Linked DNA regions of Homo sapiens: all the other regions are linked to region 1. A link is a loop called in an ENCODE intact Hi-C map of the cell type or tissue named here. Cell type or tissue: mammary epithelial cell. All regions are shown on one strand. Region 1 overlaps AFF1 (ALF transcription elongation factor 1). Region 2 overlaps AFF1 (ALF transcription elongation factor 1). Region 3 has its middle 46 kb from the start of MIR4452. Region 4 has its middle 7.0 kb from the start of C4orf36.

Evidence for each region. A loop is a pair of places that touch in the nucleus more often than their neighbours do. Peaks named below come from ENCODE experiments on the same cell type or tissue, not always from the same donor. Only the 100,000 strongest peaks of a DNase experiment are listed, where the experiment ranks them.
Region 2: it touches region 1 in a loop (2.3-fold over the local background); 10 of 110 quality-filtered maps call a loop at or near these places.
Region 3: a loop joins it to region 1, with 19 times the contacts of the local background. A loop is called at or near these places in 11 of 110 quality-filtered maps.
Region 4: a loop joins it to region 1, with 13 times the contacts of the local background. A loop is called at or near these places in 4 of 110 quality-filtered maps.

The regions. Positions count from the first base shown.
Region 1 is chr4:87,090,250-87,098,249 of GRCh38, reverse strand. It overlaps AFF1 (ALF transcription elongation factor 1), which reads right to left. Exons shown (of 21, transcript NM_001166693.3): 7 at 6,421-6,457; 8 at 3,281-3,335. Among named protein-coding and RNA genes, the nearest start is that of KLHL8, 130 kb to the left of the region's middle. In mammary epithelial cell, a CTCF peak has its summit at 4,507 (motif pointing right); DNase peaks (open chromatin) are centred at 4,319 and 5,319; H3K27ac peaks cover 2,403 bases.
Region 2 is chr4:87,035,610-87,043,609 of GRCh38, reverse strand. All of the region lies in intron 2 of AFF1 (ALF transcription elongation factor 1), which reads right to left. Among named protein-coding and RNA genes, the nearest start is that of AFF1, 100 kb to the right of the region's middle. RefSeq lists enhancers at 3,756-4,507, 5,661-6,161, 6,162-6,662 and a silencer at 4,526-4,675. In mammary epithelial cell, no CTCF peak of the experiment used is centred here; a DNase peak (open chromatin) is centred at 4,589; H3K27ac peaks cover 2,230 bases.
Region 3 is chr4:86,492,349-86,500,348 of GRCh38, reverse strand. It overlaps a transcript of MAPK10 not described here. Among named protein-coding and RNA genes, the nearest start is that of MIR4452, 46 kb to the left of the region's middle. RefSeq lists an enhancer at 1,566-1,675. In mammary epithelial cell, CTCF peaks have their summits at 1,585 (motif pointing left) and 4,070 (motif pointing left); a DNase peak (open chromatin) is centred at 3,508; H3K27ac peaks cover 907 bases.
Region 4 is chr4:86,895,424-86,903,423 of GRCh38, reverse strand. It overlaps a transcript of C4orf36 not described here. Among named protein-coding and RNA genes, the nearest start is that of C4orf36, 7.0 kb to the right of the region's middle. In mammary epithelial cell, CTCF peaks have their summits at 4,666 (motif pointing left) and 7,483 (motif pointing right); a DNase peak (open chromatin) is centred at 7,503.

The DNA.
Region 1 (8,000 bases):
CATTACATTTAATTTCACAACTACATCCTTCTACCACGTTGCTACCCCCTAACCATATCTGAGTTAATACAGACCACTCGCAAGCTTATCCTTTACTACTGGGCCTCTCTTTTATACTCTTATATGTCCTATTCCACTTGTCTAAGGATTCCCAAGTCCTCATAACTCTGAAAGAAAAAGCATTAAGACCTAGATTGGTTTTTTAAATCAAAGTGTAAATGACCCTGCAATTAATAATTTTTTTCTGATATTCAAAATGCATTAGAATATCTCCCCAGCACTCTATGTGCCACTCAAATAGCTTAACTGCATGTCAAAGAAGCCTAATGCTGACAATAGATCAAATCAACCCGCGAGCACTAAGAGATTTGCCACACAAAATCTGAAACAACTGCAATTTGCCAATTAATTTGGGACACCACTTTCTTCTAATCTCCATTAAAAGTGAGTTCATAAAAGTCATTCCTTTTTCCCAAGGATACATTTCATTCTGGCACTTATCAATACCACCACGTCTACCCCCCACATAATCACCAAGTCCACACAACCCTCATTATCTACTCGGCCTCAGTATCACTTCTCTTCTGTGTTACTCTTACCTCTCCTCCCTTCCACTAGGTCCTACTTCTACCTTCTGTAAATCTATTAGGATCATCACAAATATTCTTTCCTAGATAATTTTATATGTACTAAATTAATAGTTTTTATAAAGCAAACACTACGTGTCACAAGATATACTTGTTAGCTACTTTCAGGCACCTCTGATTTGAGTGGTTTAACACTGCTATCAAGAAAACCACTCATTTCACTGAGCAGTGTCATCACAGGAATGGTCTGTCTCTGAAAGTCTGAAAGCTGATGGAAATTGGAGTGGTAGGGTGTGACTTTTGCCTGCTCAGTCTGAGGCTACCTGTCAGGCGTAGATCAGACCCAGCTGCCTTTCTTCCTCTATCCACAGGCGAGAGACACAGTCACTACCCAACTTCGGTGCAATTGCTCCACCCACTCTACTCCTGGGAGAGCTCCTCCCCTCTATGCTTACAGTCAGTTGGGATACCCAGGCTTTAACGTCCCTTCCTGGCTGCCCCAAAGACAATGGTCAGGGCCTTTTATGGTCTACAGGGCTTGACAACCAACCATCACAAAGAAATACCTGGTGTAAAACCCTGGGGAGATTACAGAGCTTCTACAGAATTCTTACAGTTGTGGTCCTTGATCTGCAGATTCTACTCCTTACCAGCCATCAACTGGTTTAACAAACCTCCTCCTTCCTTAAATGTAATCCATGTCAGTGAGTCTACAGTCTTAGAATTTAGCAGCCAGTAAAATTTCCAAAAACATAAAGGAAGTGTGGTGGTGTGTGCTGGTAATCCAGTTACTCAGGAAGCTGCGGCAGGAGGATCACTTGAGCCCAGCAGTTTTAAGACAAGCCTGGGCAACATAGTGAGACCCTGTCTCTAAAAATATGTTAAAACATAAATATGTAAAAATTAAAAAGGAAAAAAAGAAAAGGTGAAAGGCAAAAGGGAAGGGGAGCCGGGCATCATAGTAGCCTGTGCCTGTAGTCCTAGCTACTCAGGAGGCTGAGGTAAAGAATTATTTGAGCCCAGAAGTTTGAGGCTGCAGTGTGCTATTTGGGTTTGTGAAGAGCCACTGCACTCCAACCTAGGCAACAAAGCAACCTTGTCTCCAAAAAGAAAAAGAAAAAGAAAAAAAGAGGCTAAGTGTGGAAGCTCACATCTGTAATCTCAGCACTTTGGGAGGCTGAGGCAGGAGAACTGCTTTAGCCCAGGACTTGGAGACCAGCCTGGGCAACAAAGGGAGACCCCACCTCTACCAAAAAAAAAAAAAAAAAAAAAGCCGGGTGTGTCCCTGTAGTCTGTAGTCCTCTGTACTCCAGCCTGGGTGACAGAGCAAGACCCTGTCTCCAAAAAAAAAAAAAAAAAAAAAAGGGAATAACAAAAGGTAACATTTTACTTTCCCAGCAAAAGGCATTAAAAACAACAAAAACAAAAACCTCATCATCTACCAGTATCACAAATAAAATACATTCTTACCACATGCACAAAACCCATCTTTCAGACCAAAAAAACAAAAACACCTCGTCTTCTTGTTCCTTTTCCCTTCATTTCACAAAGTACATTAAGGAATTGGCACTTGGGAAACAAACACTTAACCCAGACCCACATTTAGTCATGGCGAGGAGATAAAATAACCTCTCCAGCTCAATATATAGTTTTTTAAATAATCCATAGCAATCCCCACCTTCCAAAATACATGGAACAAATATTGTGCCTAAAACTAAAGGAAAGTTGGAGCTTAAACTCCTGGGCCACCTGAAATCCTGAGACTAGCAACACAGAGTTAGTGACAGATCAGATACTGGAGGAAGGCCTCCTCACTTAGTCCCTATGACCAGCTCCTGTCATATGAAAGTAAAGTAGTAAGAGTTCAATACCATCAAGAAATGACAAATTGGGTCAAAATGCCAATTTAAAAATCTTTAATATGCAGTCTAAAACGTTCCCATAACCCAAAATATTTCTGGACTTACTGGCCTTAATAAAGAATAGCTGGGCAATAAGATTAGCTCTTTATTAGTAAATTAGGCCAAAAAAGGGCGGAAAATCTTCAATTGTGCACATCCCCCAAAACTTGTTTCTAACAGCTAAAGCTATTAAAGAATGACATCTTAAAAGCAAAGGCCTTCTATTCCCAGAGTTAAAATGTAAATAATGGCTCAAAAACCCTTTTTCCCCCTCAAGAAGACCTTTTACCAAACTCTCCAATGGTACATAGACCTTCAACAGGGGGACTTAATCCAAATATTAGGCCAGGTGCAGTGGCTTACGCCTGTAATCCCAACACTTTGGGAGGCTGAGGCAGGCGGATCACTTGAGGTCAGGAGTTCGAGACTAGCCTGGCCAATATGGTGAAACCCTCTCTACACTAAAAATACAAAAATTAGTCAGGCATGGTGGTGGGCACCTGTAGTCCCAACTACTCAGGAGGCTGACGCATGAGAATCGCTTGAGCCCGGGAGGCAGAGATTGCAGTGAGCCGAGATCATGCCACTGCACTCCCACCTGGGCAACAGAGTTAAGACCCCATCTCAAACAAACAAGCAAAAAAAATTAATGTGGGCCCTTTCTTCCCTTTAGAATGCAGCAGTCTTATTAATGTCATTACATAAAGGCAGAAAAATCTAAGCAATGCATTGACATGAGACATTACAATTTCATACTACAAAATTTTAATACACAAAAAGCATTTCACTTACGATGACGTTCCTTGCTGAGAATTTGAGTGAGTTTTTGAAGATGTATCATATTGTTCTGTGGGGGAGAGAAACATCAAAGCAGCACAATGACACATATTTACAAGATCCTTAGTTGTGAGTTCTTTTATGTCGGTCCCCAGTTTTTACCTAAACACACTGCACTTGGTACAATCTTAGCATTATAAGATGACATTTATGTTACTTCTAGAGAGAATGCTTGGTTCAGAATCAAAAACCTCTCAATAGGCCAAAAACACTGAAAATCATTGCTTGCAGCATACCCTACCTATGACGCCAGGAACTTACCTACCTGTTGGAAGACCTCCCTGTCCTTGACAGGGGTGGAGGCCCACATGGAAGCACTCTGCCAGGGCTATGCTCCCAGCGCCCTGGGTCCCATGTGACTTTACAAAGATATTAGTGATTTGTTATCACTCTCTTTAGACAGCTCTGTCCTAGGTGCTCTCCATCCCACCTGTCCCTTCATTATTCAACTCCCCACCTGCAATTCATTCATTCAGCAGCTATTTATAGACTACCTCATAGATACCAACATGTTTAAGGCATTTGGCCCTGTCCTCAGAGAGCTCACTGTTGACTGAGGGACATGAAACGGGTCCATAAATATCTATAATCCAAGGCACTGTGAGATTAAGTACACAAGTCAATACATAAATTAACTGCCCTGGGAAATCACAGAATGGTTGCTCTCTTGGTAATACCAAAGGCAGCAAATTAAAGAAAGAACAAAATGAATTGTATCACAAAGGACAGCCAAGATTCTGGCAGAGTGATGCTGGCAAGAGAGAGAGGACAGTGGGAACAAACAAGAAGAAGAGGGTCTGAGTTTGGAAAGGGCAGGGCTGAGGTGCAGAATCTGTGCTGGACAGCACTGAAACAGGCGGAAGCAGATTTCAGAGGGCTCTGAAGGCCAGGATGGGAAGTTATGACTGTATTTGCTGGGCTATGAGACACATCAATGATCTAAACAGGAACATGACACAGTGATTCCTCAGAAGGATTACTCTGGTAGTGCTACCTGGCATAACTTAGAAGGGAGCAGGAAATGTTACGTGTGGAGGCAGCTGCATTTGTCTAGACATGAGGTAATAGGGACCTGAAACAGAATTGGAAGTGAAAAAGAAACATGGGTACCTTTTAGGCAGGGCTGAATGACATTTCCCACAAATGTCATGTGGAGACCCTTGCATATTTGCAATTAGTCACTTTGCCCTCATGGTGGCAGCAGCTCTTATATGATATTTTCAAATGGCCTCCCCTCTGTCTAGAAAGCTAGGACCAAGACTCCAAACGAGAGGGGCAGAGGCCCCTCCTCTTCAGACCATTCACAGGGACTCCACACGATCATCTTGCCTGGGTTCTAAATTCCACAGGGTCTGGGTTTTGCAATTGTGGACATATAACACTAGGGCATCCAAGTAAAATCCCCCTACCTCCCCTCTCCAGAGACTCTAAAACCTATGTACCAGTACCATAAGATCAAGTGTTGAAGAAATCAGAGTTGACTTGCTGGGCATACTTTAAGAAATGTTTGTCTTCTCTTCACTGAAAGCTATATCCATCCATACCCCACCATCCTCTTCATCCTACATGCAACAAACTAGATCCCTCTTTTTCAGGTCACATTCTCACAAAGATAAATAAGGCTGCCGGAATAGCAGAATAAAGTGACAGCAGCATAAAAGATGTGGGGGTAAGCAGCTGGTGAGCCAGGACCTCCAGGAGACCCACCAATGTTGGACAATTTCTCATCAGAGTAACAAGGAATTGACCCACATTACTGCATAGGGCAAGAGGATGATCCATCCCTGGCCAAGAAAGTGCTTATCAGTTCATCTTCAACTATATTTTGCTAAAAGGGGAAATCAAATGGTTTAATGGACTAAAGGTTCTTTCTAAACCATGAGTTAGCAATAAAACAAACCATGAGCAACCCCGTGAAAGACATGCCACCTGCATGACCAGCAACCCAAGCAGACCGAAGGTGGGGGCAGAGTGGTGCATAGCAACCCCACCCACGGCTGAGCTGGTGTTCTGCCTTCAGACCTGTGCACACTCCACTGGTCTGGGCTAGCTGCCAAGATGTGGAGAAAAAAGATTTCCCAATCTTCCCAAGCAGCCATCCATTTCAGTTAATTTTACCTAGCTACTCATACAATACTGTAGCAATATAGTCGGGTTTATTTATCTGCATTTTGGGGAAATTTTAGTTATGACTTCTTTGCAAGATCTTATTCAGTATCTCTACAGCAGGGAACAGCAAATTTTATCTACAGAGGCCAGACAATAAATATTTTAGGTTTTTTGTGCTATACTTTGTAGAATACTAGATAAATGGGTGCAGCTATGTCCCAATAAAACTTTATTTACAAAAACTAGCTGCAGGGCAGATTTAACCCTCAGGCTGAAAAAGAATTACATGGCAAACAAATATAGTGGGGCTAGACAAACTGTATGTCATATTCCTTATAAAAATTTCTTAGTTTTGTTTTTTAAAACACAAGAATGACACACTCCAATCTACTGTTGTATACAATTCCTAGCTGTGAGAGTCACATTTGGTACAGCTACTATGTGTCAGTAATACCACACTGCATTTGTTTAGTATTTCACTAAAACATCTTTATTAACTCTTTGCAACAATCTTATTTTGGTTTTTGTTTGTTTGAGACAGGATCTGTGCTGTCTCCCAGGCTGGAGTGCAGTGCCACAATCTTGGCTCACTGCAACCTCTACTTCCTAGGCTCAAGTGATCCTCCCACCTCAGCCTCCCAAGTAGCTGGGACCACAGGCACATGACTCCAAGCCCAGCTAATTTTTCTAATTTTGTAGAGACAGGGTTTCACCATGTTGCCCAGGCTGGTCTTCAACTCCTAGGCTCAAGCGATCCAACTGCCTTGGACTCCCAAAGTGCTGGGATTACAGGCATGAGCCACTGCGCCTGGTCAACAATTTTAAATCCCACATAAAGAATAGTTTTATATTTGTTCTCCTTTCCTATTCTTTCAACATAGGAAGGCCTCATCTCTGCTGGGGCATTTTTTACTAATGTTTTTACGTTAAACAGTAAAAGCTATGCTTTGTTCTCCAATCCAATAAGCAGTTTCAAATTTACTTACTTTGGTTTTGGGTTACAGAACTGACATGCTGAGAGTCCTAGAAAGAAAATAAAAATATCTAATTATTAAAAGATTAAGGCTTATAAAGTTAAAGAGAAAACCGTTGAGCTTTTAGTATTAAAAGGATAGTCTTATGAAACTTTCAAATATCTAGAAAAATGGAAACAGTGTAGAGAATACCCATACTACCCATCACAGATTCTATAATTATTTCATTATGACTTGCAGCTATCCATCTATTCAAACTTTTTTCATGCATAAGTTGAAAATATTGATTAACCTAATTTTAGCTTTCATTGCTTCTCTTCTTTCCTAGAGTTTATTTTTCCTTTGTTGTTGCACAAAGATATTTTTACAGAGCTTAGTGCTTTAATTTAAAACAAGCAATAATGAGTCACTGTTTTTTTTGTTTTGTTTTTTGTTTTTGAGACGGAGTCTCGCTTTGTTACCCCAGGCTGGAGTGCAGTGGTGCAATCTCGGCTCACTGCAACCTCTGCCTCCCAGGTTCAAGCGATTCTTCTGCCTCAGCCTCTCCAGTAGCTGGGACTACAGGTGCCCGCCACCACACCCAGCTAATTTTTGTATTTTTAGTAGAGACGGTGTTTCACCATGTTGGCCAGGATGGTCTTGATCTCCTGACCTCGTGATCCACCCGCCTCAGCCTCCCAAAGTCCTGGGATTACAAGCATAAGCCACCATGCCCGGTCCATGAGTTACATTTTAAAAATTATTAGAAAATAAGTAAATATATAAAGTAGCAAATTTGAGTTTTTGTAGATAGAACCTTTTTTTTTTTTTTTTTTTTTTTGGTGGTAGAGAGACGGGGTCTCACCGTTGTCTAGGCTGGAGTGTAGTGGCTTAATTACAGCTCACTGCAGCCTCAACCTCCTGGGCTCAAGTGATTCTCCCACCTCAGCCTCCCAAGTAGCTGGGACTACAGGTGCATGCCACCACACCTGGCTAGTTTTTGTATTTTTTTGGAGAGACAAAGTTTTGCCACATTGCCCAGGCTGGTCTTAAACTCCTGGACTCAAGTGATCCACCCACCTCGGCCTCCCAAAGTACTGGGAATACAGGCATGAGCCACCATACCTGGCCTAGAACTACTTTTCACAACAGTATCATGGAAAGGAATAGCTCTCTCACTCTCTCAATATATGTATTATGTATATAAAACAATGAACATGCATATCAGATTGAACAAAACACAGATCTGAAGGTGCTATTTCTACATTTTGAAGGTTATCCAAAAGTATAAATTAAAAAAAAGGAGAATGGCAGTGTTTTAACGCATTGTTCATAAATACTGTAACAGAAACACACAAGTCAGCAGTTTATTTGCTTGTTATTAAACCAGCACTAGTGTAACTGATCACATTAAACTCAAGAAAATGTAGGGAGTGTGAGATATGTAAGATGTATGTGCATATATCTAATTCTGAACGAGAAATCACACACTCAATTTCCCTGCCCCTCTGTTCTCCCATCTCTAAAGTAAGGATCCTCAAATGAGAGAACGTATTGGAAAATCCTGAATGCTTTTTATAAATTATAAAGCTTTATGAAAATCTAGGATGTTC
Region 2 (8,000 bases), 55 kb after region 1:
ACTTACTTCCAGTTGGCAGTAGCACACTGGACTTGATGACACTCAATTCCTTCAATTATTTTATCATTTTGGTAATTCCTCTTGTTGGTTCAAAAGATCATATGCCATTAGCATATAACCATAGAAGCCAAGTAAGCAGGCTGATTAGGAAATCACTTTTTCCTTCAAACTTGTTTTATAGCCACTTTGAGCCAGTTTTTGCAGGGAGGAGCTAAGCAGGCAACCATCCTCTGAGCATCTAAGCTTCTATTCTCCCAAACTATCCAGTGCATGCACCTTGCAGCAGTCAAGACAGGCCTATGGGTGAGCGGGTGGGGAAAGCTTACCATGGGCATGTGCTTGTCTGCTTGGCTATTCTCACCACCAAGGGAGTTCTCCCCTCTCTGATATGCCACTTAAAACAGCAGAGCCCCTATAGCCAGTCAGTGTTCACAGCCTTAGGCTCCGCTTCACAGGGCAGAGCTCCGCCCCTTCTAAATAAATGCTACCTTTGTCTCAGAGAAGGGAACTCCAAATGGCAATTCTCAGTCCAGGATCCAAAAGGGAGGGTGTGAACAGTTACACCTCAACTAACAGGCTGCTCAGAGTCCTCAATTTTCTCATCAATTCCACACACTCAATTTTCCTTTAACGAAGTTACATTACTAAAATATTTTTAAATCAATCAACTCAGCCTTGTATTAGCCTTATTTCAGCATCAGTTGGGTTTCTCCCATACTTCCAGATTTTCATTCCAAAATACTGAAAATTGCCACAGAAATAACCAGAAGAACACAATTAAGCCATTCTTTCACAGAATTCCTAACACTGGTTTATTACTATGTGATTCTAAAATCAAGAATTCTCCCACAGGGAGGAAATCCTATTAAATTAAGGATTCTAGTTAATTAAGGTTTTACTTCATTAGTGTCAAAAAAATTTTTTTAAACCCACGTTAAGATTTTATCGGCAGACATGTAATTCTACACCTATTTCGAGACAAATTTTCTTTTTATGATTCACCATCACCCTTCAACTAAAAGCCCTATAAGTAGTGAGGTGAAAAAAGACATCATGGATATCACTGGTAGGATGAGTTTTATGAGGTCCAGGCTTTGTGAAAGACACTTGCTCTCCCCACACTGTCCAACAACTCCCTCTTGGGTGGAACTCACAAAAGCTCCTGGGCAGGGCAGAGGAAGACCGAAGAGGCAGGAAGTTCACAGAGTAGAGGTAGGCTTTGAGCCCCTGCTCTGGGTTGCCTCCTTTCTCCTTGCAACTAAATTGTTTTGCCAGTCACATTAAATAGCTTTCTGGTTTCTTGCTGCAAATTTGCAATGGCTTAGGGAATGATCTGTTAAAAGCTCCCAGGCAAATCTTTTGTGAATATTTTCTTTTTCTTGGTTCCATTTTGAGATAAAGGAATATGAAATTTTAAAAATAAACCCACTATTCATACCATGAGTAAACCTTTGTTGAGCCTATACACATCACTGTTTAAACCAAGGTGTAAGCAAGGAAGGGGCAGATGGGAAAATTTTTTAATGAGGGAATTTTAGGAGGCGGCAAATACCCTACATGATTCACAAACTCTGTAGCAACTTTTTTTTTTTTTTTTTTCCAGATGGAGTCTCGCTCTGTCGCCCAGGCTGGAGTGCAGTGATCTCAGCTCACTGCAACCTCTGCCTCCTGGGTTCAAGTGATTCTCCTGTCTCAGCCTCCCGAGTAGATAGCATTAGATGCACCCGACACCACGCCTGGCTAATTTTTGTATTTTTAGTAGAGACAGGGTTTCACCAAGTTGGCCACACGGGTCTCAAACTCCTGACCTCAAGTGATCCACCCACCTCAGTCTCCTAAAGTGTTGAGATTATAGGCGTGAGCCACCACGCCCAGCTGTCAATAATCACCTTTCAATAACTATAAGTTAACTGTCACTTTAATAAAGGTGTCTTTTTTTTTTTCCAGTCCTGTGTTAAGGAAAAATGTATCCCAACATCAGCCTGGCCATTCTTTCCCACTGTTCCGAATAGAATATAGTGAGTTACAAGTTCTCCTTAGCTGATTTTAGATGGTACTTTGCATTAGCTAAGAGGTTCTCAAACCTGAGTCAGTTAGCTGGAGGGTTTGTCAAAACACAGATCACAGAGACCTACAGAGTTTCTAAGGCAGTAGGCCTGACATGGGCCCCAAGGCTTGTATGTTGAACAAGTTTCCAAGGGATCTCCAGGGGTAAAAGACAGCACATCCTTTTTGGGGCTTACCAAAATACAAAAGCAATGATAACAGCAGCAGCAGCCTGGCCAAGGAATGACATCACTTAACATGTTAGTCAACACTGATTTTGGCACTATCACATCAGTTTTCTATTTAATTTTCACAACAACCCTGTGAGAGTGGGATTATTAACCCCATTTTCCAACTGAACGAAAGCTAGCTCAGAGATTGACTTGCGGCCAGGTGGGGTGGCTCACGCCTGTAATCTCAGCAATTTGGGAGGCCAAGGTGGGCGGATCACTTGAGGTCAGGAGTTCGAGACCAGCTTGGCCAACGTGGTGAAACCCTGTGGCTACTAAAAATACAAAATATTAGCTGGGCGTGGTGGCGCACACCTGTAATCCCAGCTACTCAGGAGGCTGAGGCAGGAGAATCACTTGAACCCGGGAGGTAGAGGTTGCACTGAGCCGAGATCATGCCACTGCACTCCAGCCTAGGTAACAAAGCAAGACTCCATCTCAAAAAAAAAAAAAAAAAAAAAAGCAGGGCATGGTGGCTCACGCCTGTAATCCCAGCACTTTGGGGGGCTGAGGAGGGTGGATCGCCTGAGGTTGGGAGTTTGAGACCAGCCTGGCCAACATAGTGAAACCCTATGTCTCTACTAAAAATACAAAAAATTAGCTGGGTGTGGTGGCAGGCGCCTGTAATCCCAGCTACTACGGAGGCTGAGGCAGGAGAACTGTTTGAACCTGGAAGGCAGAGGTTGTTGCTGTGAGCCGAGATTGCGCCACTGTACTCCAGCCTGGGCAACAAGTGTCAAAGTCTGTCTCAATTAAAAAAAAAAAAAAAGGGTGAGGGGATTGACTTGCTCACAAATGGTAGACCTGAACATTCACCAATGCCTGGCAAGAAAGCTTATACTCTCAGCCACAGTTCTGCTAGCAAAGCTGTCAGGCTGCGTTAAATAAAGCAGTGAAGACAAAGAAGGTGTGCTAAAGTGTGCTAACTTATAACCACTCATATTTCTTTAGTCTCAAAAAGGTACACATCAACAATTTAGTATCATCTCCGCCAGCAGGGTCATCTCAGAGCCACAAAATTGATGTTTGGTTAAACTGATCCACACAGGCCTGTCCTTGAGGAACGACCTAACAGAGGACCCCTTTGAGAGAAGGATGGCCAATGGCATGAAGCTGCTCTTTCAGTTATAAAAACTGTGGGCCGGTCACAGTGGCTCACATCTGTAATCCCAGCACTTTGGGAGGCCGAGGTGGGAGGATCACCTGAGGTCGTCAGGGGTTTGAGACCAGCCTGGCCCACATGGCGAAACCCTGTCTCTACTAAAAATACAAAAATTAACCGGGCGTAGTGGCACGTGCTTGTAATCCCAGCTACTTGGGAGGCTGAGGCAGGAGAATCGCTAGATCTCGGCTGCAGTGAGCCGAGATCGCGCCACTGCACTTCAACCTGGGCTACAGAGCGAGACTCCATCTCAAAAATAAATAAATAAATAAATATAAAAACTGTGTTACAATTCTTGTTTCAGAGCCTCTGATGTGCCCCTGGGAAGGAGGATGCAAAGTCTGACCACTCCACAGACACCATGAGTTCTACTGGAAGTCTGCAAAAATCTATTTAAATAGGGAAATAATTCTCCTTTCAGTAGCCAAGTTCTTGCCTTCAGATCATATACTACTGTCCACCATCTTTGAGGTTCAACCTGATGTATCAAAAGATCTCTACAGAATTCATCAAGCCACCTCCTCCACATTTGTATTTTAGTTAAGTGAACTAGAAATGGGGAGAACCACAGGCTTCAGTGTCCAGTGCCTGGTGAGATCAGTCACATGTGAAAACTCACCTGCAGAACATAAACACTCAAGCCATGAAAGGGGGACTGTGCCACAGACGTTTCACTGACCGAATCCACTAACTCAGCACAAGAGCTTGAATGAAGCTTTGGAAAGCTAAAACGTGCCAGAATGCTCTCACTTTCAGAAAGGTGGTGAAAATCCTGAGGAATTCAGAGCTGCCTGTTCAGCCCCTCAATACAGTCATTTAGTCAACCCCATGCTGGGGCCTGTCAGGGCACATTTACTGACTTTTCAAATGCTTCTTGGGGGTAGGGATGGATGTGTTTAAAATATTGTGGTAAAATGTAAGAAATCACAACTCTGTAAGGATTAGTGAGAGTGATTCCTTTTTCTCTTTCCTTCACACTAAAAAAGGAAATAGCATATGTGGATGAGGAAAAGATAGTAACAGAAAGGCCCAAGTTGGGCATGAGACGTGGGGCAGTGTGTTGGCTCTGGTATCATCTGGCTGTAAGCACCTTCTCCCAGGCTGGAGCCCATGGGCCCTGCTGCTAAACTAGGTTAGTCATGCGGGATTGCTGAATGCCATTCGGTGCTTCCATGGCAACTCACGGCCCACAGGGCTGGCTGTGCACAGCTGACTACCCATTTATCACCCTTGACTGGTCACTTCACATAGGCCTTCCTCTGATACATGTCACCAACTCTCTAGAATTCGAGTTTAAATTTTTAACTCTCTCTTGGATGACAGAGTGTGATTTCTCCTATATATTTATCTTCATAAGGATGGAGACATCTGGCAGGAAGGAAAGGGAAAATCCTAAAATCAACAGTGTACATTAACTCTGGAAAGGATTAAGTCTTATTACTGTTTAGAAGCACTATGCCATTCTGATTTGAATGTACAAAGGATAGAGCAACAAATAAACACAAAAGTTCGGCAATCCCAGCTTAGAGGATGGTGAGATAGAGATCTGTCACAAACAGGGAGGCAAAAAGACAGGATGCTAGGGTTCTTCCACACCATGTAAGTGACTTTTTCATTTTAAAAGCCACATCTCAACTTTCTAAGTCCATCTTTTGGCCTTTTGTTTCCACATTCCCCTATTCCTACCATCTAACATGCGGGAAACATTTTTCACACATTGGCTTTATGAAAAAGCATCAACATACCTCCAAGCACAATACTAGTTTGACTTCCAAATACAATTTAAACATGAGAAATCAAAGTGACTCCATGTCTGAAGGCAGGATAAAATGTTGCTTCAAAGAAGGGAGATTTTTTTCGTCTCTCCATCCATGTGAAAGAATTTGTAAGAGACTTTCTCATAATAAAAATCACTCAGCTAAATCGTCCCAGGGTTTTCACTCTCAATAACTAACATGAATAACATTCTTAAAATTTATAAAGAAAGTAATCAGAGACTTAATCCTAAAACAAAGTCTTACAATCTGATTTCATATTAAAAATATCAGCCAACTACAATGACAAAACAGCACGATGTCAGTTGTTTTCCTGGAAGAGCCCCCAGGGGATTATCTCAATGCATTAGCACTCTCTGCTACTCACTTCTGTTTGCCACAGAAGGCTCAGTCTTATTATAATTTATTATAGTATTTATTTTTAAAGTTTTATGTGACCCCATTTTGCAAAATTAAATCAACCTTGAAAACACTGCCCACATAACTTCTTGCCATTCTCTAGGAGGGTGATACATGACAGTGAAATTTACATTCTTGGTACCCATCATAAACACTCTCCAGGACTCAGAGCCAGTAAGATATTTTGCATATCTTAAATGCATCCTGCAAGTTTTAAATTGAGAACGACTCTACACTTGGGCAAACGTGACTAAAAAGTCACATCAATTCTAAGGAGAGACATGTTAATTTACCTTTCAAAATGAACTTGCCAGGTACTTCTGTATGCCTATTAATATGTAGCAAAGGTCTGAAAGGATACATTTCACAAAAACCTACCAAGCAGGGCCGAGAGCAGTGGTTCATGCCTGTAATCTCAGCACTTTGGGAGGCCGAGGCGGGCAGATCACTTGAGGTCAGGAGTTCAAGACTAGCCTGGCGAACATGGTGAAACCCCATCTCCACTAAAAATACAAAACATTGGCCGGGTGTGGTGGTGTGTGCCTGTAATCCCAGCTACTCAGAAGGCTGACTCAGGAGAACTGCTTGAACCCAGGAGGTGGAGGTTGCAGTGAGCTGAGAACGCGCCACTGCACTCCAGCCTGGGTGACAGAGCAAGACTCCATCTCAAAACAAAAACAACCTACCACCAAGCAGCATGGGATTAGGGTGCAGAATGTTAAGTGGTGATGTGGTTTGGGGAGCATTTTGTTAACGTTGTTTTTAAATTCTTTTCACAATGAGAAAGCATCTATTATTTGTATAAAAGTTCTGATTAAAAACTAAAAGAGCCTCATATACTATAGCAACATCAGACTGGGGATAAAGAAATACTGGAGTGTTAATCATTTTTGCAGTAACTCTCATTAGAAGCTCTGAAAACTGATTTTGGGTTCTGAACTCAGTCTTAGACTGTTAGCAAGTAATTTTAGATCCATCTGCGTAAAGCAGAATCTCAAATTAGCTGGGCATGGTGGCACACTCCTGTAGTCCCAACTACTTGGGAAGCTGAGATGGGAGGATCACTTGAGCCTGAGAGGCAGAGGTTACAGCGAGCCCAGGTCACACCCTGCACTCCAGCCTCAGCGATGGAGCAAGAAGCCGTCTCAAAAAAAGGGGGGATGGGGGAGGGGAGAGAGAGAAAAAAAGCAGATACTTGCTGCCATATTAGAGAATATGTTCTAACATTCAAACACCAGTAGCTGATGTTTCTTAACTGGGGTAGTTAATATAACCCATTTTGTTTCTCTTAATAGATCTCATAAGTCTATTTTGAGAGGTATTTTTTACCTTACAGATAGAAAAACACAAGAACTTGTCTTCCTCATCAATTGGTTTTTAAGGGAGTAAGGAAAACTGTGTGGTTGGACATACATAGCTCCAACAGAAAAGTAGCATGACAGAGGGAGAGGAGACAGATGAGCTAATGTATTCCCATGTGCAGCACACCAAGCCTCTCATCTTCCAAACATATTTTAAAAATAAAAAACTAGTACTGAGTGAGCAAGGCCAGCACGTATATAGAACAATTACACAAACCACACCAGTGAAAAAAAATCACTTCTCACCTCAAAAGTCTGGCAATCTACAGCTAGGGGTTAATAAAACATGTCTTTATGTTATATGCAATGTCAGCGTATTGATGTTACTGACAAATTTCAGAAAATTCAGTCCCTGAGACTGATGTCAAGTGCTTACCAGCAGTCAAGCAAGGGGATATACAGAAATTACCCTCCACAATGGCAACAGAGATAAACCAATTTTTTTAACCTGAGATAAAGTCTGTCACCTGACTAGTTATTTATGTCTCCCCTTTAGTTGTAAAGGCCCCTGGTGAGCACAGCTGCACAGTGCCTCATTGGCACTGCTCATTTGGCACCAATCAGAAATGTGGATACGTGTTGGCTCTTCTCCTGCTCTTCTGGTCTGTACTAGGATCAACCAGAGTGCTGGCCTCATTACCAGGCCACTCATGTCACACTATCAACTGACCCTGAAGGACCACATCTCATACCTGCAAAATAATGAGGCTGGTGAAAGTCTCTCATGACAGCCACAAAAATTAAAAATCCTACAGTTACAAACTAAGAATGTAGACAAGCAAGCTTAAAGTCTTTTTCTTAATGCTTTCTTCCTTTAATTCATTCCCCAACTTTTAAAAAATGTTTTGGGTATTAAATCTATGAAGCATCCAACATTCAAATAAAATGGACTTCACTTCTCATTTGGAATGTGGCCCCGAGAGGCTCCTCTTTCTGGGTTGTCCATCTCCACAAAGCTGCGTCACTGATTTTTCTAAAAATCATAAACCTGATCTTGTTATTCACCTACCTAAAACCTTTCTGGGAG
Region 3 (8,000 bases), 600 kb after region 1:
TGAACTTAATAACTGAAAATAGAATCATATGATCTGGGTATTCTAGCACAACCCGATTTCAAATAAGCTGATCTGCTTCTCCCATAAGTGGATTCAGACTATTCTTATTGTGTGACCTAATTTTTAGTTTTGAGGATCAAATCACCATAGCTATTATGGCCAGTTTTGAAGCTTTATTTCTATATCCTAAAATGAAGTGGGTATTGACCAATTATCAGACAATCTGGGTAATTCAGATGGCTGGCAAATCAGTTGTTCAATTGCTAGTAACACAGATAGGAATTCAGCAAGATGGAATTTTATATTTCTTTCATAAAAGGAAGGCTTAAGAGAGGCTTATATGGTAGCTCTAAAGTGGTATCAGTGACTCAGGCGCTTTTAGTTTTCTTCGCCATCCATAGCATGTGATTTCCATCCCCAAGGTTTTCACGTGGTCCAAGATGGTTGCTGGGATCCCAGACAGACATCATATATGTCTTCTAATCAGGGAGGAAGCAGAAAGGACAAAAAGACATACTTCAGCTGTTTGTCTTAAGGAGCTTTCTCTAAAGGCCCACTTACTGTTTACCAACCATCCCTATCTGCAGGAGAGATTGGCAAATGCAGTCCTTTAGCTGGATACATCACTACTTGGAATAAAATTAAAGTTCTTAAAGTTCTATCATTAAGGAAAAAGAAGAGAATAGATGTTGTGTAGGTGACTAGTTGTCTTAGCTATAGCAAGCAAGCAAAATCAACGATTAAAGCAAAAAACAAATCCTCTTTGGATAGTGCATTATATGGTTTGTCTTTTTGTCTAATTGATATTGACTGAACAATATACACATTTCCAGTGTGTTTCGTGACCTGGAGGCACTGCCTATGGGTGTGTATGTGTGGCCCTGGCAAGAAAATAACCGAACCAACAAGTGCATCAGCAGAATTGTCTGGAAATGTTCTTGCTGTGTTACTCCCCACCCTGTTTTTGGTCATGCACTGAAGTCAAGGTTCCTGGTGTGCTTGCAACTTAGCTGCTGGTAGTTAAAGTTAGGCAGGTCCAGGGCAGTGTAAATCTCCTCTGAACTGTTTGATTGTGATAATCTGGAATATAAAGCTACTTTTCCTTTTGTATAACTTTTTATCCTGTGCTCTATATGAGTGTGTGTCTCTGTGTGTGTTATCCTGAGGTTTGCATACTCCTTACTCCCCAGACACTGATTTTGGGAGGAGTTTGAAAGCATAGTAATGGCTTACTTGCTTGAAAGAAGTATTTCATTTAACACAATTGTAATCGCAAAAGGATGTGAATATTAACTTATGATTCTCTATAATTGGATGTGGCTTTTAAAAAGCAAATGATCCATTCCACATTTGAACTAAACCTATGGTCAGGTGAGCTTTAAGAAGAGAGGTTAATTTGGAGACACAGTCTGAAACAGTGCATGTTTCAGTACTTCACAAATATTAAGAACTTTGTTATTTTACTTTCTTTGAGTGCCACTTTGGTGTTCCACAACTACATCTATACAGATAAACAAGGGTCTGAAGGAAAGGAAAAGGGCTGTTAAGGTTAGCTATAAATGATGTTTGGCGATTAGGGTCCCTCTAGTGGTAGCTAGCTTAAATACGCTTAGGCAGCAACAGAGTGGTGTACCCTACATATTTGTGGTGGTGACCCACGGTTTATAAAGCCACCTCAATTTAATTCTAAATTCTTATTATAGCAGTGCTGTTATGAGTCAACTCTCACTAAAAATTTTTAGTATTTTGTTTTCTTAATGTAGATTTGGGAGCTTGTGGATAATTGTCTTAATGATCCTAGTCTCCTTTGTTTCTGTGTGTGTGGACTTCCACTTTCTTCTTATCTAAAAGCCACAACCAGTCACTTTTCAGGGCACTCAGTTTGATGAAGTTTTAAGAGTCTCCAAAATGATGGCTCTGTTGTTACTCCTTGTGTTTGGCATATAACTAGAGTTAGATAAAATAATCAAACCGATGAAGATCAAAATGTCAGGTTTATTATCAATAAAAGTGATATTGAAGAATGTGGCTCAGTTGTGTGGTAACAGTAGGTTTCCTAGGACTGCACCAGAAATAGCCATTTTTCTGGTTGCCTGCCAGGCCTTGCTCTGCAGGGTTAGTCCCTTTTACATAAAGTGACACATAATTTGTTGTGCAAACCAAGACACTTTTGAGAGTCGAAGGGATGAAATGCCAGGACTGTCCTGAAAACTGTGGCATAAGGCCACTGACTTTTATCTCATGACAGCAGCCAAAACAGAAAGCACATTGTCTTCAGGCAGACAGATCCCTGAGAGAAAGGGCAGAAAGGAGCTTAGCTCAGCATGCTCAGTTGCTTCTCCCTAACACACCAATTAGATAAATAAATTCTTTACCCTTGAAGAGAAGTAAGGGATGGTCCAAGAAGCCAGTTGTGCTCATGGAAAATCCATCCATAGATTCCATAGTGGTATGGAATGGAGGGTTTTCTAATCAACCCTGCTCCTAATATTTGCACAGCCAGAGTGGGGTGCTCTAGGCATAGGGACTGAGGAGTGGAGTGCAAGTGCTGATTGTTAGCGTATCTTCTCAACTTCATATTTAATGATATGATGCTTGCTTGGTACACTCGAAATTGGCCATGGTGGGAGTTTTGGCAAACTACAAACCAGGGCTTTCTTTCCTCCTTTCCAGAAGAGCTGGTTGTTAAAAAATCATCAGCACACCACTTAGCCCTGGACAGATTTTATTTCTGCTGGGTTTTATGGCTTAGACTTGCCACTGCCCCCACCAGCTGGGAAAGATGTCTGTGATCAGTGATCATAGGTACATTTGTTATTGCCATGAAAAACTCCAACCTCAGCACCTTCTATATGCCTCATAGGGCTGCACTCCATTGGTCCTACTTCCCATGGCCTCAACAGCTGCAGTGTAGTGTGTGCTCTGAGTCTTCTGACCTGGCAGAGCCAAGGAGCCTGAGGATAGGTTTTCCATTTGGCACTGAGACTGGCCATTCAGTGCATGCCCGCATAGTTCCTTGCCAAGTCTACGGAAATGGAAAGCATAAGTGTGACTTTGATGCTTTTAGAATCTTCCAGGCATTGACAATGAGAAACAGGATTGTTCATAGGGGAAGTGAAATTCCTGACAATAGCCTCATCAGTAGAACCATAAAGTACCTGAGTTTTAGAAGTTAGAAGCACTGAATTTGAGTCCTGTTTATGTGAAATATAACTAAACTTTGTAAACAAATTTTTATTGTTTGGAGTGTTGGTTTCTTATAAAGCAGGAAAAATACTCTCCCATAAAAATAAAGTTTTGAGGATAGAATGAAATAGCATGTGAAAATGAGTTATAAATCTTAAAGAGCTAGGTTAATGTAAAGCATAAGCATTATAAGGAATGTGCATATTTTGTGGCAAAAGAGAGATTAGTTAGTGCCGACATTTTAGCTAATTATTTGCAGGATGGGAGGCAGAACTGGATTATCTGGATTATCTATAAAGCTGACTAAGCGTGTGCTTAGCCCTCCAGCAAAGGAGTATTGAGTAATGTTTTTTGTTGGGTGGGGGGGGAATTAAATATTTCTCCTCTAACTCACCAGAAAAAATTAATTGTCATCGGAAAATAGAAATTTGTTGGATTTCTTTATGCTTGTTTTATAGTTTATTGCTTTAAAATTGTAATTTGTAAGGGAGTTGGGGTACTGCATTCTTAAAAAGCACTTAGAATCTCTAAAAAAACTTAACCTAGTCACCATGACATAGTCCCCTTGTATTCTTGTACCTTTCAATGCCTTGAAAAGATCTGGGGTGAAGGAGGACTTCAGGGGTACCTGTTGTATCATGTACTTTGTATAGGCCACAAAAGGGCTGTATTTTTCCTTTGCATTATAGGCAGATTCCAAATACAAAATTAATTTAGTGTGAAGCTTCCTAGTAAAACACAAAATAAATGATATGTAATATTGAATAAGAACTATGTTTGATATTTTAAAAAGAACTTAAAAATGGAAATCTTCCAGGTTCAGGCCAATTTTTTATGTTTGGGTTTTTCAAATGCATATTGGCCTCCCTCTAGTGGTAGCTGAGGCAAACTGAACCAAAACCCGGGGCACAAAGCTCGTCTCTGAATCAAAAATAGAGTTTTCAACATCTAAGTCTCTATTTTAATGGCTGGAAAGCATGTAGCTAATATCAGGTTTTGCATTATTTAGATCCTTGGGTTAATTTGAAGTTGTTGTCCCTATAGCATTTGGGCTTTTTTGAACTTTTCTTGTGTTTATTTTTGGTTAATGGAGTGTGTATGTTGTTTTCCACAAAAATGAAGCCCTTTGTTCACTTTTAAATTTCAAATTTTTGATGTTTATGTAATATCTTCTGGCATGAATTATAGAAAAAATGTGTTAATAAGTTTTTGGTAAAACTTGAGATTATTCTTATAGTTTTTTTGGGTAAAAATTAATATATGCAAAAAAATTCAGCCTGGATCCGATGATGACTCTAGATTTAGCTAGCAATTTTCAGAAAACCCAAAGGATGGACAAACATGTTAAAATACCAAGGAGATGTAATCAGTCAGTCAAACTCAGACTGAGAAAGTTCATAGGACATAAAAGCACATTTTTTCAACAAATACATTGCAAGAGGGGGAAAAAGGGAGAGGAAAATGGAACATGAAAATTAAAAGATATTTAAAATACAATAATAATTTACCATATCTCATCTTTGTTTGGATGCTGATTAAATAAGCACCATGGAAAACCCCTATTTGTAATATTTATGAGACAATTAAAATGTCGACACTAAATGTTTGATATTATTAAGGAATTATTTTTAGATGTGATAATGATATTTCAGTTGTGTTAGTTTTGTTATAAAGACAAGCTATTGCATTTTAGAGATTCATCCTGAAATATTTATAAGGGAAATTATATGATATCTAGGATTTCCTTCAAAATAGTCTCAAGGGAAGGGATAGATGGAGGTGTGGATAGGCCAGATTGGCCATGGGCTTGGTACTGGATGGTTATCTGGGAATTCATGATACTATTTTATCTACTTTTGAGTATGTTTAAAATTCTCCATAATAAAACATTTAAAATACCAATAAATTGGTTATAGTACCTTTAATAACAGCTATGTAAATAAATGCCTCCCATCTTACCATATCATTAAACATCATTGTTTTATGGACTACATCCTCAACCCAAGCCAAACTCGCTTTAGGCCTCATGTTGGAGGTATACCCTAAACTTGTTGGAGCAGCCCTGAAAAGTCTGGCTCTGTCTGAAGTGATTTGTTGGACTTCTAAGAAATTGTGTTAGTTTTTTCTGGACCTTAATTCTAATATAAACCAAAAGGCCAAGGTTTCTTAGGGAAGACACCATGAAATAAGCTCGGGTTATCCAACTCCTTAAGATTGAATCAAGATCAACTTAAGGAAAAGTGAGCAAATATTTAGTTATTGATACATAAAATATGTGAAGCTTTTTTTTTTTTTTTTTTTTTTTTTTTTTTTTTTTTTTGAGACGGAGTCTCTCTCTGTCGCCCAGGCTGGAGTGCAGTGGCACGATCTCAGCTCACTGCAAGCTCCGCCTCCCAGGTTCACGCCATTCTCCTGCCTCAGCCTCCTGAGTAGCTGGGACTGCAGGCACCCGCCACCACGGCCAGCTAGTTTTTTGTATTTTCAGTAGAGACGGGGTTTCCATGTTGGCCAGGATGGTCTCAATCTCTTGACCTCGTGATCCGCCCGCCTCAGCCTCCCAAAGTGCTGGGATTACGGGTGTGAGCCACCACGCCCAGCCGTGAAGCATTTTTGAAGTTAGAGTAATGGTGACAAAGAACAAGCCAGTCATGGATCCCAGTATTCACACTCCCTTAGCTCCAGGTTTTAAGTCTTCTCATACAGATATCCCCTCCAGCTCTTTTCCCTTCTCCTGACCATGGCCTTCTGCCTTATCTCAGCCCATGTGGAACGCCAGTCCCCTCCTGTTCCAAGGAGGCTGAGTGTTGCATTGTTTACCTAGAGTTTCCCTGGATTCTTGCTCTGAACATGCTGTCCATGTGGACCCAGAGTACTGCTGTCCTGCCAGACTTCCACTGCCCCTTTCTGGTGAAATACTCCTTCTCCCTACTCACAAACATGGAAGATTGTACCTCGCTGCATCCTCTTGTTGATCTGAAATAAGGATTTTAAATCTAGTGAATAGCTGGTATAGGCTACATGTCCATTACTAAGCTGCATGGAGAAAGAAGCCAGAGAACTTGGAAAGAGAAGTTGCAAGTTCCATCTACTGACAGATGATATCCCAATGCCTAAACTTTTAAGGTCTACTTTCATCTTACATAGAAGCTGAAGGTATAGGAGCATAGGGAAAACCTCCCTGCCCTGAAATTTCTCTCCTTCCTAGATATTACAGTGCCTTTAATATTCCCAGTGGAAATCATGTGGGGTAGGAGATGGCTGGGCTGTCTCTCAGGAAAGAAAGGCTTAAGACTTTACCTTCTCTTGGGTATTGGAAAAAGAAAGGTAGAAGGGACCACAAACACATATACATGCTCTTTTTTTAAAACATTAACAATTTAAAAACCTCCAGGCAAGCAGGGATGCTGATAAAACTATCTGTGTCTTCATCAACCATAGCAACCATTCACAGGGAGATTCTTAGAACTAAAGAGAAAAGCATGAGGAAGTGGGGTTTCCTAACCATAGGGCTTCCTTCCAGGCAGGGTAGGAGTGAAGGGGGAGGGTGAGCTAAATGTGCTAAGGCCCAAAATGACAGAAAGGCTGTCCTGAAGGTTATCACATCTGAAGCAGCCAGAAGCCAATTTCAAAGTGGAGTAGATTCTAGAATCCAGGACAAAGTAAAGACAGCCCAAATTAAATCTAAAAACAAATGGAGAAAGGGAAATGCAATAAAGAAAAGGATCTAGAATAACTACCTAGAATATACGAGAGACCTTTTAAAATTTGCTTTTCTGTGTGCAGATAAATTAATCTAGCATAAGGAGTTAAGATCGACTGAACAAATAATAACTTACTAGGACACCCCTGATAAAAGAAAAACTTCAGCCAAATTAAATTTAAAGGAGTTTAATTGAGCAATGAACGATTCGCAAATCAGGCAGTCCTCAGAATCACAGCAGATTCACAGAGACTCCAGGGGTGCCTTCTGGTGAGAACAAATTTATAGACAAAAAAAGTGACGTACAGGAATCGGAAGTGAGGTACAGAAACAGTGAGATTGGTTACAACTCAGCGTTTGCCTTATTTGAACGCAGTTTGAACATTCAGCAGTCTATGAATGGTTGAAGTATGGCCACTGGGATTGGCTAACACTCAGCTCTTGTCACAGGTGCATACTACTAAGTTAGGTTTTCAATTTTGTCTGACTATTAAGCTAGGTTACAGTTCATCCACAAGGACTCAAATATAGAATTACGGAGTCCTTCTCAGGCCATATTTAGTTTGCTTTAACACCCCTCATACATACCATTCATTTTTAAATTACAGTTTTTGGGTGCCTTCATTTCCAGAAGTAATAGGTATTGTCAGCATATTTCCCAAACCCAAAAGCAAAACATACAGTCCTACAGTGAGTCCAAATTTTTTAAAAATCAAGGTCACCTTGGGAAATTTCATCCACCATGGTAATTTTAGATCAGGAGAACATATACCGTTATTGAGCACCTGCTATGCTCCCAGAACTTTGTTAAATATTTTACATTAATTATCTCATTTAATCTCCACCCTGGGAAATAAGCAAAAATTATTCTCACTTTACAAATACGAAAACTAAGGCCTACTGAAATCAAGTGACTTGCCAAGGTCATAGAGCTCACATGTATGATGGTGCAAGAATTTGAACTCACGGAGTCTAGCTCCAAAGCCTAGACACTGAAACCATTTTGCTGCAGAACTAACAAGGATAGAGGAATATTTTTATTTGGCAAGAAGAATAGGGAATGTGTATTCTATTCATACAGGATGCCCAAGCATCAGATATTTACTTAGGGAAG
Region 4 (8,000 bases), 190 kb after region 1:
CCAAGAACCGACTGATTACGGGGACACTGGGTCTACAGGTGTGCACCACCACACCCAGCTAATTTTTATATTTTTTAGTAGATAGGGGGTTTCATCATGTTGTCCAGGATGGTCTCGATCTCTTGACCTCGTGATCCACCGGCCTCGGCCTCCCAAAGTGCTAGGATTACAGGCGTGAGCCAAGCCACCGGGCCTGGCCACTTACAACATTTTTATAAACAATATTTTAAAGCAATAAATCTCCCTTTCCTCATGGAAGAAATGTGAAAATTCTTGAGGCTTCCTTTTCTTGTGAAAATAGCACACAAGGAAAGATGCATAAACATAAATGTACAGTTTAACAAATAATGAGAAGGCAATTATCTCTAAAGCTGCTAACCAGGTTAAGAAATAGAACACTGCCTGCAAGTCAGAAGCCACCATGTACCTTCCAAATCACAGCCCCCTCTCTCCCTTCAAAGGTAACCACTGTCTTGTCTTTCATGATATTCACTGTTCTTTATTTTTTTTTATTACACTGTTTGGCATACAGGGTCCTCAGTGAAAGAAATAAAGATTCCATATGATTACGGAGCTCAAATTCTAACAATAGATGATGATCAAAACAATAAACATAATAAACTATAGGATGTTAGAAGGTGATAAGTGCTGAAATAGATTAGAGCAGGGTAAGGGGGTTGTCAGCACAGGTGTCAGAAGCAGCAGTTTTGAAAAGGGTACTTGGCAAAGCCTTGACGGAGGTGGGCAAGTTATCTGGATGTTTGGAAGATGGATGTTGCAGGTAGTAGGAACAGCTAAGGTAAAGGCAGGTGGTGGTGTATTAGTTTCCCAAGGTACCACGCTGGGGGATTCACAATGGAAATTTGTTCTCTCCCAGTCCTGGAGGCTATAAGTCTGAAATCAAGGTGTCAGCAGTATTGGTGCTTTTTTGGAGGCTCTGAAGAGAGTCTGTTCATTCCCTTTTTTTTCTTTCTTTCTTTCTTTTTTTTTTTTTTTTTTTTTTTTGAGAGTCTCATTCTGTTGCCCAGGTTGGAGTTGCAGTGGCACGATCATAGCTCACTGCAGCCTTGATCTTCTGGGCTCAAGAGATCCCCCTGCCTCAGCCTTCTGAGTAGCTGGGAACAGGTGCATACCACCATGCCCAGCTAATTTTTAATTTTTTTGTAAAAGAGATGGGGTTTCACTACGTTGCCCAGGCTGGTCTTGAATTCCTGAGCTCAAACAATCCTTTCGCTTTGGCCTCCCAAAGTGCTGAGATTACAGGCATGAGCCACCACACCTGGAGTAATTCCTTATTTCTTTTACCTTCTGATCCTTGTGAGCAACCCCTAGCATTCCTTGGCTTGTGGACACATTGCTCCAGGCTCGCCTCTATGGTCACATGGTGTTCTTTCTGTGTATCTATATGTGTCATAAGTACACTAGAGATTAGATTTAGGGCCTATTCTAAACCTGATTAGATGAGGTCACCTGCAAAGTTGGCCTGATTAGATGGTCATTTGCAAAGACCCTATTTTTAAACAAGGTCACATTCACATGTATAGCATGTATAGGGAGTTAGGACTTCAACATATCTTTTTAGGGGACACAATTCAACCCATAGCAGGTGGGAGTATGCTGGGCAGGCTTAAGAAAGAGCACGAAGGTCATGGAGGGAAAAGCAGAGCAAGCAAATGAAGATTGGTATGAGTGGAGGTTATAAAAGCTGTGTGTGGCCGGGCGCGGTTGCTCACGCCTGTAATCCCAGCACTTTGGGAGGCCGAGGCGGGCAGATCACGAGGTCAGGAAATCGAGACCATCCTGGCTAACATGGTGAAACCCCATCTCTACTAAAAATACAAAAAAAAAATTAGCCGGGTGCGGTGGCGGGTGCCTGTAGTCCCAGCTACTTGGGAGGCTGAGGCAGGAAAACAGTGTGAACCTGAGAGGTGGAGCTTGCAGTGAGCCGAGATCGCGCCACTGGACTCCAGCCTGGGCGACAGATAGAGACTCCGTCTCAAAAAATAAAAAATAAATAAATAAAAATAAATAAAAGCTGTGTGTGTGAGTGTGAGTGAGAGAGACAGAGAGAAGAGATCAGATATGATCTGTGGGTCACTGTGAGGACTTCGGTTGTTTTCTCTGAATGAAAAGAGAACCATTGGCCGGGCTCAGTGGCTTATGCCTGTATTCCCAGCACTTTGGGAGGCCGAGGCAGGTGGCTCACTTGAAGTCAGTTCGAGACCAGCCTGGCCAACATGGTGAAACCCCATCTGTACTAAAAATACAAAAATTAGCCGGGTGTGGTGGCATGTGCCTGTAACCCCAGCTACTTGGGAGGCTGAAGCGCGAGAATCACTTGAACCCAGGAGACAGAGGTTGTGGTGAGCCGAGATTGCACTGCTGCACTCCAGCCTGGGTGACAGGGCAAGATTCCATGTCAAAAAAAAAAAAAAAAAGGAACCACTGCAGGATTTGAGCAGACAGACATGATCTGGCTTACAATTTGAACAGCTCACTCTGCTGTGTTGAGGAAAATTGTAATGTCCAAGATTTACCTGTCTGTTGCTAGGATATCTAGCATCAGATACATAGCTTGTCAGAGGTGGTGCAGGGATCCAAACCCAGGCAGTTTGGTAGCAGGGCCCATGCATCTGACTCCCTCACTGTGCTGTTAGCTATGGCATGCCTTTATCCTGGTGTTGAAGTCCAGCCTGATTTCAGGCATCATGGGCGGGCAGCTTCTCTACTCTCCCTGCTTCTTCGACTCACCAGCTTTAGATTCCAAAACCATGGAGGGAGCCAAGGTCAGGGCAAGAGTGTGTGTCTTAACCAACCTGGCCAGAGAAAGAGGGGTCTGGCCTTTTTGTAATGCACATGGTCTTTGCTCTTGCATTTCTGTGTCCTAATCTTGTTTTATAAGAACACCAGTCATATTGGATTAGGACCCACCCCTGTGACCTTATTTTACCCTAATTACCTCTTTGAAAGGCCCTATCTTCAAATAAAGTCACAGTCTGAGATACTGGGGTTTAGGATCTCAACACATTAATTTTGGGGACCAGGGATACAAATCTCCCAGTAACAGGAACCATCTTAGAATTCTGCCTACTGCCAGGTGCGGTGGCTCACTCCTGTAATCCCAGCAATTTGGGAGGCTGAGGTGGGTGGATCATTTGAGGTCAGGAGTTCAAGACCAGCCTGGCCAACATGGTGAAACCCTGTCTCTACTAAAAATACAAAAATTAGCCAGGTGTGGCAGGCGCCTGTAGTCCCAGCTACACGGGAGGCTGAGGGAGGAGAGTTGCTTGAACCCAGGAGGCGGAGGTTGCAGTGAGCTGAAATTGTGCCACTGCACTCCAGCCTGGGCGGCAGAGTGAGACTCAGTCTCAGAAAAAAAAAAAAAGCTGCCTATCACACCTACATTTTGGCTAGAGTTGTAAGACCAGTACTAGTTTTTAATGAAACTTACTACAAAGTCATTAATTGTCACACTCTGCTTGTGGGGTTTCAAGTCTTCTTTTAAAGACTCACACTTTGCAAAATGTAAAGCATTTTCTGGAATTTGAAGTATTATTCTGAACATGTCCAGTTTCATGAAATTTTATTTATTTGAGACAGGGGCTCGCTCTATTTCCCATGCTGGACTGCAGAGGCACTATCTTGGCTCACAGCAACTTCTGTCTCTCAGGCTCAAGTGATCTTCCCACCTCAGCCTCCTGAGTAGCTGGGACTACAGGCAGGCACCACCATGTTTGGCTAATATGTATATATTTTTAGATTTTCTGTAGAGACAAGGTCTCATATTTCCCAGGCAGGTCTCAAACTCCTGGACTTCAGCAATCTGTCCACCACTGCCTCTTGAAAGTGCTGGGATCACAGGAGTGAGCCACTGTGCCTGGCACTGCCTGAAATTTAGAATGGAATACCAGATTTAGAAACTGAGTAGACTCTATAAGACTACTTAAATACATTTTAGAGACTTTCCTTAACATTGGGATAGACGTAAGCTTGTTCTGGCATTATTTTAATTTTTAAATGTTATTATTTTATTTATTTTGTCTTTCTTTCTACAACTCTTGGTTCTGTGGGGATTTCTGGCATTATTTTATCTCTTTTTTCATTTCTCAAATGTGCAATATATAATTAAAAGCACAGAGATTGCAATGTCTACTAATGAACTGCAGGGGTGTCCTTTGACTTATTGTTGGTACTTTGAAACTAAGAAGCTGAGAAAGAATTAATAATTTGTTTTAGAGGAGCGAGCAGACAAAAAAAAATTGAGTAAAATCCTCAGACAGATTTATCATTAGGAGGTCAGTGCTTCAGCGAGAGAAGTTCTGTATTTATTTTTGAGACAGGGTCTCACTCTCAGTCTGTTGACCAGGTACAGTGGCACAATCGTGGCTCACTGCAGCCTTGACCTCCTGGGCTCAAGTGATCCTCCCACCTCAGTCTCCCAAAGTGCTGGGATTACAGGTATGAGCCACTGTGCCTGGCAGGTTCAGATTTCTTGAATTTCGTGATTAGACTTTCTATCAGAGCACTCGGCCTCTTGTTCTGGCCTCCATTTCCTCAGGAAGAGTTCAGTTGAATGGGATTTTAAATTTTTATTTTTACTTTTAGAGACAGGGACTTGCTATGTTGCCCAGGCTGAAGGGCAGTGGCTGTTCACAGGTGCGATCATAGAGCACCACCTCCTGGAACTCCTGGGCTCAAACAATTCTCTCGCCTCAGTCTGCTGAGTAGTGGGGATTATAGGTGTTCCATTTATAATATATTTTAAAAGCCAATAAAATGTGACTCAAAAATAATATTTATAATTAGAGATCTTATCTCAGTTTTCTAATTTCTCCTAGTTTCAAACTAATGATATACTCTTTTTATTCTTTTAATTATTTATTTAAAAAAATAGAGAAGGGTTTTACCATGTTGCCCAGCCTGGTCTCGAACTCCTGGGCTCAAGCCATCTGCCCACGTTGGCCTCCCAAAGTGCTGGGATTACAGGTGTGAGCCCCAGCACCTGGCCCAATGATATATTTTTATTTATTTAGAGACAGATACTTGCTCTGTCACCCAGACTGGGGGCCAGTGGCATGATCTCGGCTCACTGCAACCTCTGCCTCCTGGGCTCAAGCGATTCTTGTGTCTCAGCTTCCCAAGTAGCTGGGACTACAGGCACGTGCCATCACACCTGGCTAATTTTTGTATTTTTAGTAGAGACGGGGTTTCACCATGTTGGCCAGGCTGGTCTTGATCCCCTGGCCTCAAGTGATCTACCCACCTTGGCTTCCTAATGTGCTGGGATTACAGGCGTGAGCCACTTTGGCTGGCCTCTGTGATATACTTTTAAAGCAACATTATAAGTCAGCATGAAATTGAAACTTCAATTGAACTGAAGCAGGTAAATCCTTTGCTTTAATTAGTACTTTATAGGGTGACGTTGTAACAGCCTAAAGGTCTCATGTATTAAGATATGTAAGGAAATACTTTTTTTTCCTATACTTAGAACTAATGCTTTGTGCTTGCCTGAGGGAGGAATTCAAATGTAGTTGTCAGGGGCTGAGCTTTCCTGGTATAAGCTGCTCCGTGGCAGATGCAGGTTTGGTGGTGCCAGCCTGAGAACCAGCCAGGGATTCCCACTACTCCAGCTCTGCAGAGGATCCTAGGCTGTAAATCACATGCTATATCTTGGAACAGGAGAATGGATTCTGACCTGCTTTGTCTCCCAAGGAACAGGGCACCTGGAGATTGTGACTTCTGCCTCTAAGAAGAGTAGAGAAGTCTACCACTAGCTGCAGCCATTATTGTCTGTTTTGGTCATGCAATAATGTGTCTAAGGTATAGAAACCCACTCTAGAGCAACCAAAATGGGTGAGTGGATGAATGTTTTTGTAAGGATACAATGGGAGTTTTGTGGATACAGGAACTGTGGCTGGGTGAGAGAATCCAGAGAACTTAAAGGAGGTAGCTCAGGAGTAAAACTGACCTGGGTTCAAATCTGGCTCTACAACTTACTAGTTGTGTAATCATAAACAAGTCACTTTTATAGCCCTTTATGTATGTATGTTTTTTTTCTTTTTTGAGACAGAGTCTCACTCATTCACCCAGGCTGGAGTGCAGTGGTACGATCTCAGCTCACTGCAACCTCCACCTCCCAGGCTCAAGCAATCCTCCCACCTCAGCCTTCTGAGTAGCTGGAACTACAGGTACGTGCCACCACACCCTGCTAATTTTTGTATATTTTGTAGAGATGGGGTTTTGCCATGTTGCTCAGGCTGGTCTTGAACTCCTGAACTCAAGCAATCCACCCACCTTGACCCCCCAAAGTGCTGGGATTACAGGAATGAGCCGCTGTGTCTGGCCATTTTAGAGCCCTTTAAACATTTTTCCCCCTTAACTGTACTAGGGAAAGTATTAGTTTCTTCCCCCTTAATCTGTGAGGGTCAGATGCCATGTAAAGTGGCTAAGAATGATGGCTAGCATGGAGTAGGTGGCCAGCAATATACTTTAAAAATGACTCCAGTCCTCTAAGCCTGGCTCATAGGAGACTCATGGGCCATTCCCAGAAATAGAAAAGATAGACAGAGGAGATGATTTAGGGAGTAGGAGATGAATTACATTTTGGTTATGTTGAAATTTTCTTCTGAACAAGATAGTCCAGTAGGAAGTTCCCACAAACGGATACGCATCTAGGAGAGAAGCCAAGGCTGGCTAGAGAATCAGATTTGGGACCCATCCAAGGAGAAATGATAGTTACATTAGTGAGAACAGAGCCACTGAGAGTACTGAGGCAGAACAAATGGACTACGGGAAGACATAAATTTAAGGGCGAGAAGAATGAGAGAAATAAGCAAAGGAGTGGCCAGACAGGTGAGACAATTAGAAACTAGTACAGAAGGGTGGAGAATATTTAGGGCCGTTATTTGGTGATTTTAAAGTTTTTGCAGATGTGTTGTTTTGTCGTTATCCTAGAATTGGTGTCATTACTAGAGAGTTTTATAATAGTCATTAGAAAACTGTAAGCTGCATTTGTGATTTACACATTAAGTTAAAAGAAAGAAAATGTCACTTTTTGAAATGAGAATGACGATACACATACATATATACATGTATGTCATGAGAAATTATATTTGAAAAGGGTAGTTGCGTAACTGTTTTCAAATGTGTAATCTAAAACCTTGCCCTAATTATAGTCCTGGGAGAATATGTAGTGCAGTGTGATGAGGACGGCACAAAAATTAGAATAAGGCAGTCTGGGTTCAAATCCTGTAACCTTAGAAAAGTTATTCGTGGTTGAGGTGCCTCCATTTTTTCTTCTCTAATATTCCTAAAATCCCACCACTAAATTAATAGTAGCATTTATTGTGTGATAATTGAGACAATGTATATGAAATACATTCACCAGTACTCAAAACATAGTAAATGACTGTAAAGTTACCACACTATTATTGTTTCTGTGTTAGGTGTTGATCTTTTGCATTCCTTCTTGTGCTTTAGTGTTAACACTAGGTGGCAGCAATGCTCTCTTAACCAATTAAAAGGATACTTGCTTACTTTCTGGCATAGAAGAGATGGGTGAAGCCTTACCTAATAGAAAGATGTGTGTAGGACGCCAGCAAAGCAGGGGGGAAAAAGATGAATAGAGATAGCAATAGAGATAGGTATAGAGACATCAATAGAGATAGAGATAGAAATAGAGGGAAAGAGGGAGAGAGAGGGGAAGAAATTGTAGAAAGAATTTGATATTTCAAAAGGATATACTGAAATAGTCATTGTGAGAAAAACCAGATCTCTTTTGGACATCCACCTTCTAGAAAATTGTATTATTTTAAAATACATGTGGGGAAGTGGCAGAGGCCATGTATTTTTTTGTGTTGACAATGTTAAGGATCTTAAGTCGTCCTGGATGGCAAATGTCTGTAAAGTGTAATGTGTTTTACTGTTCATTTTAATTTTAGTATTAATCTTAATTATAAAAAGATGAGCATTTTCCTCTATATAAAACATTCCTTCTACAA